Regions from separate parts of the Homo sapiens genome. Here region 2 is linked to region 1. A link is a contact called in ENCODE Hi-C data. All regions are on one chromosome and are shown on one strand. The core of a region is the stretch at or near the end of the contact, and the rest is flanking DNA. Distances in the headings are between cores, read along the strand shown. Region 1 has its middle 16 kb from the start of LRBA. Region 2 has its middle 17 kb from the start of MIR4453.

What was found. Hi-C counts contacts between places; a loop is a spot of excess contacts on that map. Pooled maps may share reads with other maps.
Region 2: a loop to region 1 is called in a map with no recorded cell type, with 15 times the contacts of the local background. The contact joins two enhancer-like sites. A Hi-C loop is called at or near these places in 2 of 37 single-sample maps with no recorded cell type and 2 of 50 pooled maps.

What each region holds. Positions count from the first base shown.
Region 1 is chr4:151,029,093-151,033,885 of GRCh38, forward strand. No RefSeq gene overlaps it. Among named protein-coding and RNA genes, the nearest start is that of LRBA, 16 kb to the left of the region's middle. RefSeq lists an enhancer at 2,836-3,115. Within about 2 kb of position 3,024, at least 4 of the 41 ENCODE cell types and tissues checked have a DNase peak (open chromatin) inside an H3K27ac peak, as active enhancers do.
Region 2 is chr4:152,551,705-152,555,895 of GRCh38, forward strand. It overlaps the pseudogene RPS3AP18. Among named protein-coding and RNA genes, the nearest start is that of MIR4453, 17 kb to the left of the region's middle. RefSeq lists enhancers at 497-706, 2,941-3,090. Within about 2 kb of position 2,652, at least 5 of the 41 ENCODE cell types and tissues checked have a DNase peak (open chromatin) inside an H3K27ac peak, as active enhancers do.

The sequences.
Region 1 (4,793 bases), core at 1,774-4,273:
CCGCCCAAAGTGCTAAGATTACAGGCGTGAGCCACTGCACCCAGCCATAGTTTATTTCTAAATCAAATGTGGTTAGTAAGCTGGGCACAGTGGCTCACGTTTGTAATCCCAGCATTTTGGGAGGCCAATATAGATGGATCACTTGAGGTCACGAGTTCAAGACCAGCCTGGCCAACATGGTGAAACCCTGTCTCTACTACAAATCCAAAAATTAGCTGGGGCTGGGGGCAGTGGCTCACGCCTGTAATCCCAACACTTTGGCAGGCAGAGGTGGACGGATCTACCTGAGGTCAGGAATTCGAGACCAGCCTGGCCAATGTGGTAAAACCTCATCTCTACTAAAAATACAAAAATTAGCCAGGTGTGGTGGCACACACCTGTAATCCTAGCTACTCGGCAGGCTGAGGCAGGAGAATCACTTGAACCCAGGAGGCGGAGGTTGCAGTGAGCCGAGATCGGGTTGCTGCACTTCAGTCTGAGCGACAGAGTGAGATTCCGTCTCAAAAAAATAAATAAATAAAATAAAATAAAATAATCCAGGCATGGTGGCGCACCCTGGTAATCCCAGCTACTCATGAGGCTGAGACACAAGAATCACTAGAAGCCAGGAGGCGGAGGCCGCAGTGAGCTGAGATCTCGCCACTGCACTACAGCCTGGGTGACACAGCAAGACTCTGCCGCAAAAAAAAATAAAGAAAAAAGATGTGGTTAGTAAACAAGAAATTATCATTTAGGAAAATGTACTCTAATTTCCAGAATCTAAATGAGATTAATGGAAGTTCCGTGATCAGCAACTACAGAAAAAACTATATTATGTTGTACAGTAAAATTAGAAGGTCTTTATTCCTCTGCTAAATTAAACCTTTTAAAATAGGTTGTTAGAACATTTTACTTAGTGTTTAAGCTTTAAAAAATATATATTTCGCTTATGTCATTTTAACTAGTTGAGAAAAATCTAATACAGAAAGTAACACATAGCAGTACTAATCTAGTTTTAGTTCCATGAGTCATAATCGTAGAAGCTTGGAAGACAAAAAGAGAGAGAAAAAAAATCTATTGAATTGAGGCCCTGGAAAAATGAGGTAAGACTAACTTAAATGGAAACAAGTTTGGTAAGCCACCTCCAGACTATAGTACACATTTATTACATTCAGCCTTTGTGTTGTGTTCTTTACAGATGGGTGAGAATTAAGAAAAGAATATAGGCTGGGTGCGGTGGCTCACGCCTGTAATCCCAGCACTTTGGGAGGCTGAGGAAGGCAGATCACCTGAGGTCAGAAGTTCGAGACTAGCCTGACCAATATGATGAAACGCCGTCTGCACTAAAATTACAAAAATTAGCCGGGCGTGGTGACATGTGCCTGCAATCCCAGCTACTCAGGAGGCAGAGACAAGAGAATTGCTTGAATCTGGGAGGCGGAGGTTGCAGTGAGCCGAGATCGCGCCATTGCACTCCAGCCTGGGCAACAAGAGCTAAACTCCATCTCCAAAAAAAAAAAAAAGAATGTAATTTTCCTCTTTTTCTAATTCACCCTCAGCCATTATTAACCAATTAACCAAGGTGGTGGCATACAAGGTGAACAGAACAATTGAGCAAATTAATATTACTGTTCTTTTCCTTTTTGTTTTTTTTTTATGTTCCCAAACATTTGACTATTAAATATTTGGAAACCAAAGTGAATTCACTGTTTTTTTGGTACTACTAATTTAACTTGGAATTGTGATAATTCAGCAAGCTTGGTAAATATTAACCTTGCAATAGGAAGAATGAAAGAAGACCACAGCCATATCCCCTAAGGTTTCAATTCCAAATGCAGAGATGAGTGCAACTGGCTGGCTGTGTGTGAAGAACAGATGGTGATCAGGCAAGAATAAAAGCAAAGAGACCATTTAGGACAACACTTAAATAGTCTAAGCAAGGTGGAGGCTGAAAAGAAAAAGAAAAGGATTCAAGATATATTTTGCCGGGCGCTGGGGCTCACACCTGTAATCTCAGCAATTTGGGAGGCAGAGGTGGGCAGATCACTTGAATTCACGAGTTCAAGACCAGCCTGGGCAACATGGAGAAACCCCTGTCTCTACAAAAAAAAAACAAAAATTAGCCAGGTGTGATGGCGCCAGCCGGTAGTCCCAGCTACTCAGGAGGCTGAGGTGGGAGAATCACTTGAACCCAGGAGGTCGAGGCTGCAGTCAGCCAAGATGGTGCCACTGCACTCAAGGCTGGGCAACAGAGTGAGACCCTGTCTCAAAAAAAAAAAAAAAAAAAGATATATTTTGAAAACCCCATCTCTACCAAAAAAAAAAAAAAGAAGAAAGAAAAAAAGAAAGAAAGAAAAGTAAAGAGCACCAACGGGATTTGTTACTGTTTTGGACATGAGGGAGTGAGGAAGAGTGAAAAGGGAGAAACAAGGCCGGGCGCGGTGGCTCACGCCTGTAATCCCAGCACTTTGGGAGGCAGAGGGGGGCGGATCACGAGGTCAGGAGATCGAGACCACGGTGAAACCCCGTCTCTACTAAAAATACAAAAAATTAGCTGGGCGCAGTGGCGGGCGCCTGTAGTCCCGGCTACTCGGGAGGCTGAGGCAGGAGAATGGCGTGAACCCGGAAGGCGGAGCTTGCAGTGAGCCGAGATCATTCCACTGCACTCCAGCCTGGGCGACAGAGCGAGACTCGGTCTCCAAAAAAAAAAAAAAAAGGGAGAAACAAAAGATGGCTTCTAGGTTTTTGACTTGAGCAAGTGGGGAGAATACACCCGTGACTGAGGTGTTCCTGACGGGAGTTGAGCTAGAAGAGGACTAGCAGTGAAATCAATGAGTAGCTTCACTTGCTTGCCATTGGCCAGGCTCTGGGAGGTATTTTAATTTTCTTTTTCTCTGTGTTAGATGGTAGAGGAGACTCAAGACCAAGCCTGGGGCTCTTTGAAAGGTAAATAGGGGTGCTTAGAGGAGAAGGAACTAGGAGATTGAGAAAGGAGAGGCCAATGTGGTAAACAGAAAATAGGAATGTGGAGTTAGGGAAGCCAGGGGAGGAAAGTGACTCAAGAAGGAGGAAAATGATCAGGATGTGATTGTGCTTACTCATGCCCCTGGTTAGTATGATAATTGCTAATGGAAAGTTATGAGACATATCTGTACTGGTGACTGCACCTGGGAAAGAGCATGTATTTGTGCTACAGCGACATTCACATGCTGTTTTCCCCTCCACCTTTCCCCACAAAATGTTCGTTATATGTCAGGAAATTGATGACGGTACATTTATTTCCCTTAACTATATTTCTTACCTCTGCTTTAAATAACATTGAGAGATCTTACATAATTGCAAAAGTAATGCGTGTTAATTGAAGGAAGTTTGGGAAATGTAGAAAAGCTCAAAAATGAAAGAAAAAAACACACCCAAGGGGCCCGGGCGCGGTGGTTCACGCCTGTAATCCCAGCATGTTCGGGGGCAAAGGTAGGCAGATCACGAGGTCAGGAGTTTGAGACCAGCCTGGCCAACATGGTAAAAACCCATCTCTAAACAAAAGAAAAAAAAATTAGCTGGGCACAGTGGTGCGCACCCGTAGTCTCAGCTACTCAGGAGGCTGAGGCAGGAGAATCGCTTAAACCTGGGAAGCGGAGGTTGCAGTGAGCTGAGATGGCGCCACTGCACTCCAGCCTGGGCGACAGAGTGAGACTCTGTCTCAAAAAAAAAAAAAAAAAAAACCACCCATAATTGCAACACTCATTTGCTGTATGTTTGTCTTCCCACTAAATGGATGTGGATTACAGAATTGAGATTATGCCAAACATACTGTGCCCTGCTTTTTTTTCACGTAAAAATATATCATTAACATTTTCCATGTCACTTGTGGAATTTTGGGGTTTTTTTGGTTCTTTGTTTTGTTTTGTTTTGTTTTTTGAGATGGAGTCTTGCTCTGTCGCTCAGGCTGGAGTGCAGTGGTGCAATCTTGGCTCACTGCAACCTTTGCCTCCCAGGTTCAAGTGATTCTCCTGCCTCAGCCTCCTGAGTAGCTGGGACTACAAGCACCCATCACCACACCCAGCTAATTTTTGAATTTTTAGTAGAGACGAGGTTTCGCCATGTTGGCCAGGCTGGTCTCGAACCCTTGACCTCAAGTGACCCACCTGCCTTGGACTCCTAAAGTGCTAAGATTATAGGCATGAGACACTGCGTGGCCACTTGTGTTTAAATATTAATTGTATATAATATAATAACTGTATATTAATATATGACTAAACCATAATAAATCAATTTAAGCAATCTTCTGTTATTTAAATTCAAGTTTTTTCCTGATGTTTTGCTATTATAAACATCATAAAATTATGTACTAGTTACCAGCATAGCCTTTAGCACCTAACACATCTGGTGCTACTACCATGACCTACTGGCTGTGTATTTATGAGAAATTATTGAACAAATTATTGAAGTTTCAGTTTCCTCACCTATAAAACAACTATACTAAGAGTGCCAGGCATGGTGGCTCACACTTATAATTCCAGCACTTTGAGAGGTTGAGGTGGGCAGATCACTTGAGTTCAAGAGTTCAAGACCAGCTAGGGCAACATAGGGAGACCCCGTCTTTAAAATAAATACAAAAATTAGCCACTCATGGTGATGCACACCTGTAGTCCCAGCTGCTTGGGAGGGTGAGGTGGGAAGATCACTTGAGCCCAGGAGGCTGAGGCTGTAGTGAGTTGAGATGGCACCACTGCACTCCAGCCTGGATGACAGAGCAAGACCCTGTCCCCGCCCCCCTCAAAAAAGGAAAAAAAGTCTATACTAAGAATACCCAT
Region 2 (4,191 bases), core at 1,402-3,901, 1.5 Mb after region 1:
CTTCAATCATGTCTGCCATTTTTTGACCATGGAACACATTCTGCCACAGGTAAGATCCATGCTATGGAAGTTAGGCAGTTTTTCCTGGACACCTTAAGTAATCAGCTTGAATTTTCTAAATGCAACTTCATAATTTTGCAGATCAGCAAGACTCATTTCAAACACACGACCCTTGAGGCCATCTGATGCAATTTTGGTTCCTTCAGTGCTGGTGACTAGTGTCTTTCCAATATTTCTTATGTTGAACATAGCAGGTGCTTTCACATCATACCAGTCTTTCTTAGAAACTAGATCAACTAGGCCGGGCATGGTGGCTCATGCCTGTAATCCCAGCACTTTGGGAGGCCAAGGTGGGTGGATCACGAGGTCAAGAGATCGAGACCATCTAGGCCAACGTGGTGAAACCCCGTCTCTACTAAAAATACAAAAATTAGCTGGGCATGGTGGCGCTCACCTGTAGTCTCAGCTACTCGGGAGGCTGAGGCAGGAGAATCGCTTGAACCCGGAGGGCAGAGGTTGCAGTGTGCCAAGATCACGCCACTGTACTCCAGCCTGGTGACAGAGCAAGACTGCGTCTCAAAAATAAAAAAAAAGAAAATAGATCAACCACTTTCTTCTTGGTTCCCCTTTTGCTGCCTTTCGTGAGGCACTTGTTCTTGCTGCTCAGAGAGCCAAAAGGCATTTTGCATATTTTCAAAATCTGAATGACTCATGTGTTCTGCTGGGATTCACTTGTTTCCTACTCAATATTAGGTTCCTAACTTATTCAGGCTGATACACGTAACCATAATTATATTGCCAGGGCCTCTGATGGTCTAGTACCACCAACCTGGCCGCTAGAATTCTGTTATTCCCATTTACTCTGGGGCATTTCTTACCATCAATCTTGATCTAGAGGACAAGCAGTTCTGAGCTTCTCAGAATATACTAGCATATTGCTTATCACTTTAATAAGGGAGTGTCCTCTAGGACCTCCCAGGGAACATTGTTGGCTGGTGGGTTCTCTGGTGTTACATAGTAAATGCATTCTTGGCCAGGTGCCGTGGTTCACACCAGTAATCCCAGCTGAGGGATTGGGATTTGGGAGGCTGAGGTGGGTAGATTGCTTGAGCCCAGAAGTTCAAGACCAGTCTGAGCAACATGGCAAAACCCCATTTCTACAAAAAATACAAAACTTAGCTGGGCACGGTAGTGCATGCCTGTAGTCCCAACTGCTCAGAGGGCTGAGGTGGGAGGATCGCTTGAGCCCAGCAAGTCAAGACTGCAGTGAGCTGAGATTGTGCCACTGCACTCCAGCCTGGGTGACAGAGTGAAACCGTGTCTCAAAAAAAAAAAATGCATTCTTACTTCTAATCTCTTTGAACTTGCTGACCTCTTCTTCATCTCTCTTCTAAGAAGTTCCAGCATCTCCATCTGATCATTATTTTCAAGTTTCAAGGAGCTGTTTCTGCAATGTATTAGGTACAGTTCTGGGCATTCTACCAGGATAGTGAGTCCCGTGTCACTGAATAATACACCTGTATTAACAAACTGTCCACTATTCAGTCTTATATTCTGCCCTCCCTGATTTGGCACCTTTAAGATTCATTTCCAGGAGAGTTCTCCCACTTCCTGCTAGTACCTATTTGCCAGGTTTTGCAGTGCTTTTGGTGAATAACCCCTTTCTTCACATAACAGTATTTCCTCGCTTGGCTCATAATAAGATTTCTCATTATTGGTCTAGAAGAAATGAAGAGAGGTAGGGATGGATCTTAGAGACAAGCATCATCCTGCAAGGCATTTGCCCTTGCTACGTGAGGCCTTGGCATAGTCTCCGAGCACCAGAAGTCTGATTTCTCCTAGCAAGGAGAAAGGCTCCAGAGTATTCTCACTCTCAGTTTTAAGAGGAATCTGGGGTTTTAAGGTCCTTGAGCCCATCTACCCAAATATCTCCATCGGAACTCTCAGGGCCCCTCTCCTTTTTCAGGTCCCTTGCTTTAGCATTAGAAATTTGGGGGCTGGGCACAGTGGCTCATACCTGTAATCCAAACACTTTAGGAGGCTGAGGTGGGTGGACTGCTTGAGCCAGGAGTTGGAGACTAGCTTGGGAAACATGGTGAAACCTCGTCTCTATGAAAAAAAAAAAAAATCAGCTGAGCATGGTGGTGCATGCCTATAGTCCCAGCTACTTGGAGGCCTGAGGTGAGAGTAGATAGATCACTTGAGCCCAGGAGGTTGAGGCTGCAGTGAGGCATGTTCGCACCACTGCTCTCCAGCCTAGGTGGCAAAGTGAGACCCTGAAAAAAAAGAAAGAAAGAAAGAAAGAAAGAAAGAAAGAAAGAAAGAAAGAAAGAAAGAGAAAGAAAGAGAGCGAGAGAGAGAGAGAGAAAGAAAGAAAGAAAGAGAAAGAAAGAAAAAGAAAGAAAGAAGGAAAGAAAGAAGAAAAGAAAGAGAAAGAAAGAAAGCTGGTGGGCTGTGAACTCAGTCTCCTTTTTAGCTCTGTTGTATTTAAGATCAAACTTGGGGTCTTATTCTTCAGCTCATTCTACCCTCTGTCTACAGATGAGACTCCCTTTAAATGATGCCATGAAAGATTTCTGGCTTTTAACCCATGCTCTAAGTCAATGATTACCTCACCTGAGCCTGCTATTTCCTTCCTTTGTGGCTTCTCTAGCAGTTAACAACAAGCAACCAGCTCCACAGTTCTCATAATTATCATTGTCCCTGTATCTTTCAGTTCAAGAGCTACTCTATCAGCCAGTGCATTTCCCCGCCACCTACACACTACCGCAGTTAATCACAGGCAAGACTCTTAGTAATAGTGATGCTATAGCACTCCAGAGATCATCACTGCCCCACTTACTAACAGTGATGGGGTTTTTGTTGACCTGCTCTTTGTTGGCCAGCAAGTGACCCAATGCTAGAATCTCATTCTGAGGGTCTTCTGCCTTGGGCCATTCCTAAGACTTCCTGACTTAGGCTAGGTTCCTCCAAAACTAAGGATTTGAGTACAAGTGGTATGTTTGAAGTGTAAAATGTACCAGGAAGAACTAGTAGAGTAGTGAAGACTTGAGCCAGCAAAGGAAAGAGGCCAGCAGAATATTTAATCGCCAAGTTACCCACTGAGAACAATTGGGGCTCAGTCCCACCAAAAACCTCTGGGAGATGTGGAATACACATCAAAATTTTCCCACCCAGCGGGGGGCAGGAAAGCTGGGGTGTTTGTCTTTCAACTCCCATTTGCCCTTGGGTAAGAGCTGTTCCCCCAGCATGGACCTGCCACAGAGACAGAAAGAAGCCCTTGGGCCACAGGCAGAGAGTCACAGATGCTTCCAGTAACACTGGCTTATACTAGATCATCCCAAAGGACCTGGGGGATGTGGGCAGGGCACTGATGGCTGTCAGCTATACATGTTCCAATGACTTCCTGTCTAAAATAGCTTCATCACCTTTCCTCATCATTGCCCGTCCTCTTCAGCTGCTTTCTTTTACTTCTACCTGTCATTCTATTATATTTCTATTTCTTTTCTTTGTCTTTCTTTCTCTCTTTTTTTTTTTTTTTTTTTCTGAGACAGGGTCTGGCGCTGTTGCCCAGGCTGGAGCGCAGTGCAGTGGTGTGATCTTGGCTCACTGCAACATCTGCTTCCTGAGCTCAAGCAATCCTCCCACCTCAGCCTCCTGAGTAGCTGGAACCACAGGTGCGCACCACCATGCCTGGCTAATTTTTTGTATTTGTGGTAGAGACAAGGTTTCACCATGTTGCCCAGGCTGGTCTCAAACTCCTGACCTCAAGTAATCCACTTGCCTTGGCCTCCCAAAGAGCTGGGATTATAGGCGTGAGCCACCGCGCCTAGCCAATATTTATATTTATTTTCTTATCTGTCTCTCCACTTCCACTAGAATATAGGCCAGGGACTTCATCTGATTTATTTGCCACTATAATACATCCTTATACCCAGAACAGTGCCTAAGACATAGTATGGACACAAAAAAAATTTAGAACGAATGAGTGAATGAAAAAAAGTGATATTTGCAATATAGTTTGAAAACAGCCTCTGTGACTAGGAAGTTAGGAAGGAGAAGGAAATTATTAGAATTTGAGAAGAGAGGTTAATTGAGTGGAGCCATAAGAAGCAAATATGAATTTGTCAAGGGAATCAAACATGAAAAAGTTGTTCCATTCAAAAACTTTTCGGTTTCAATTGCCTAAGA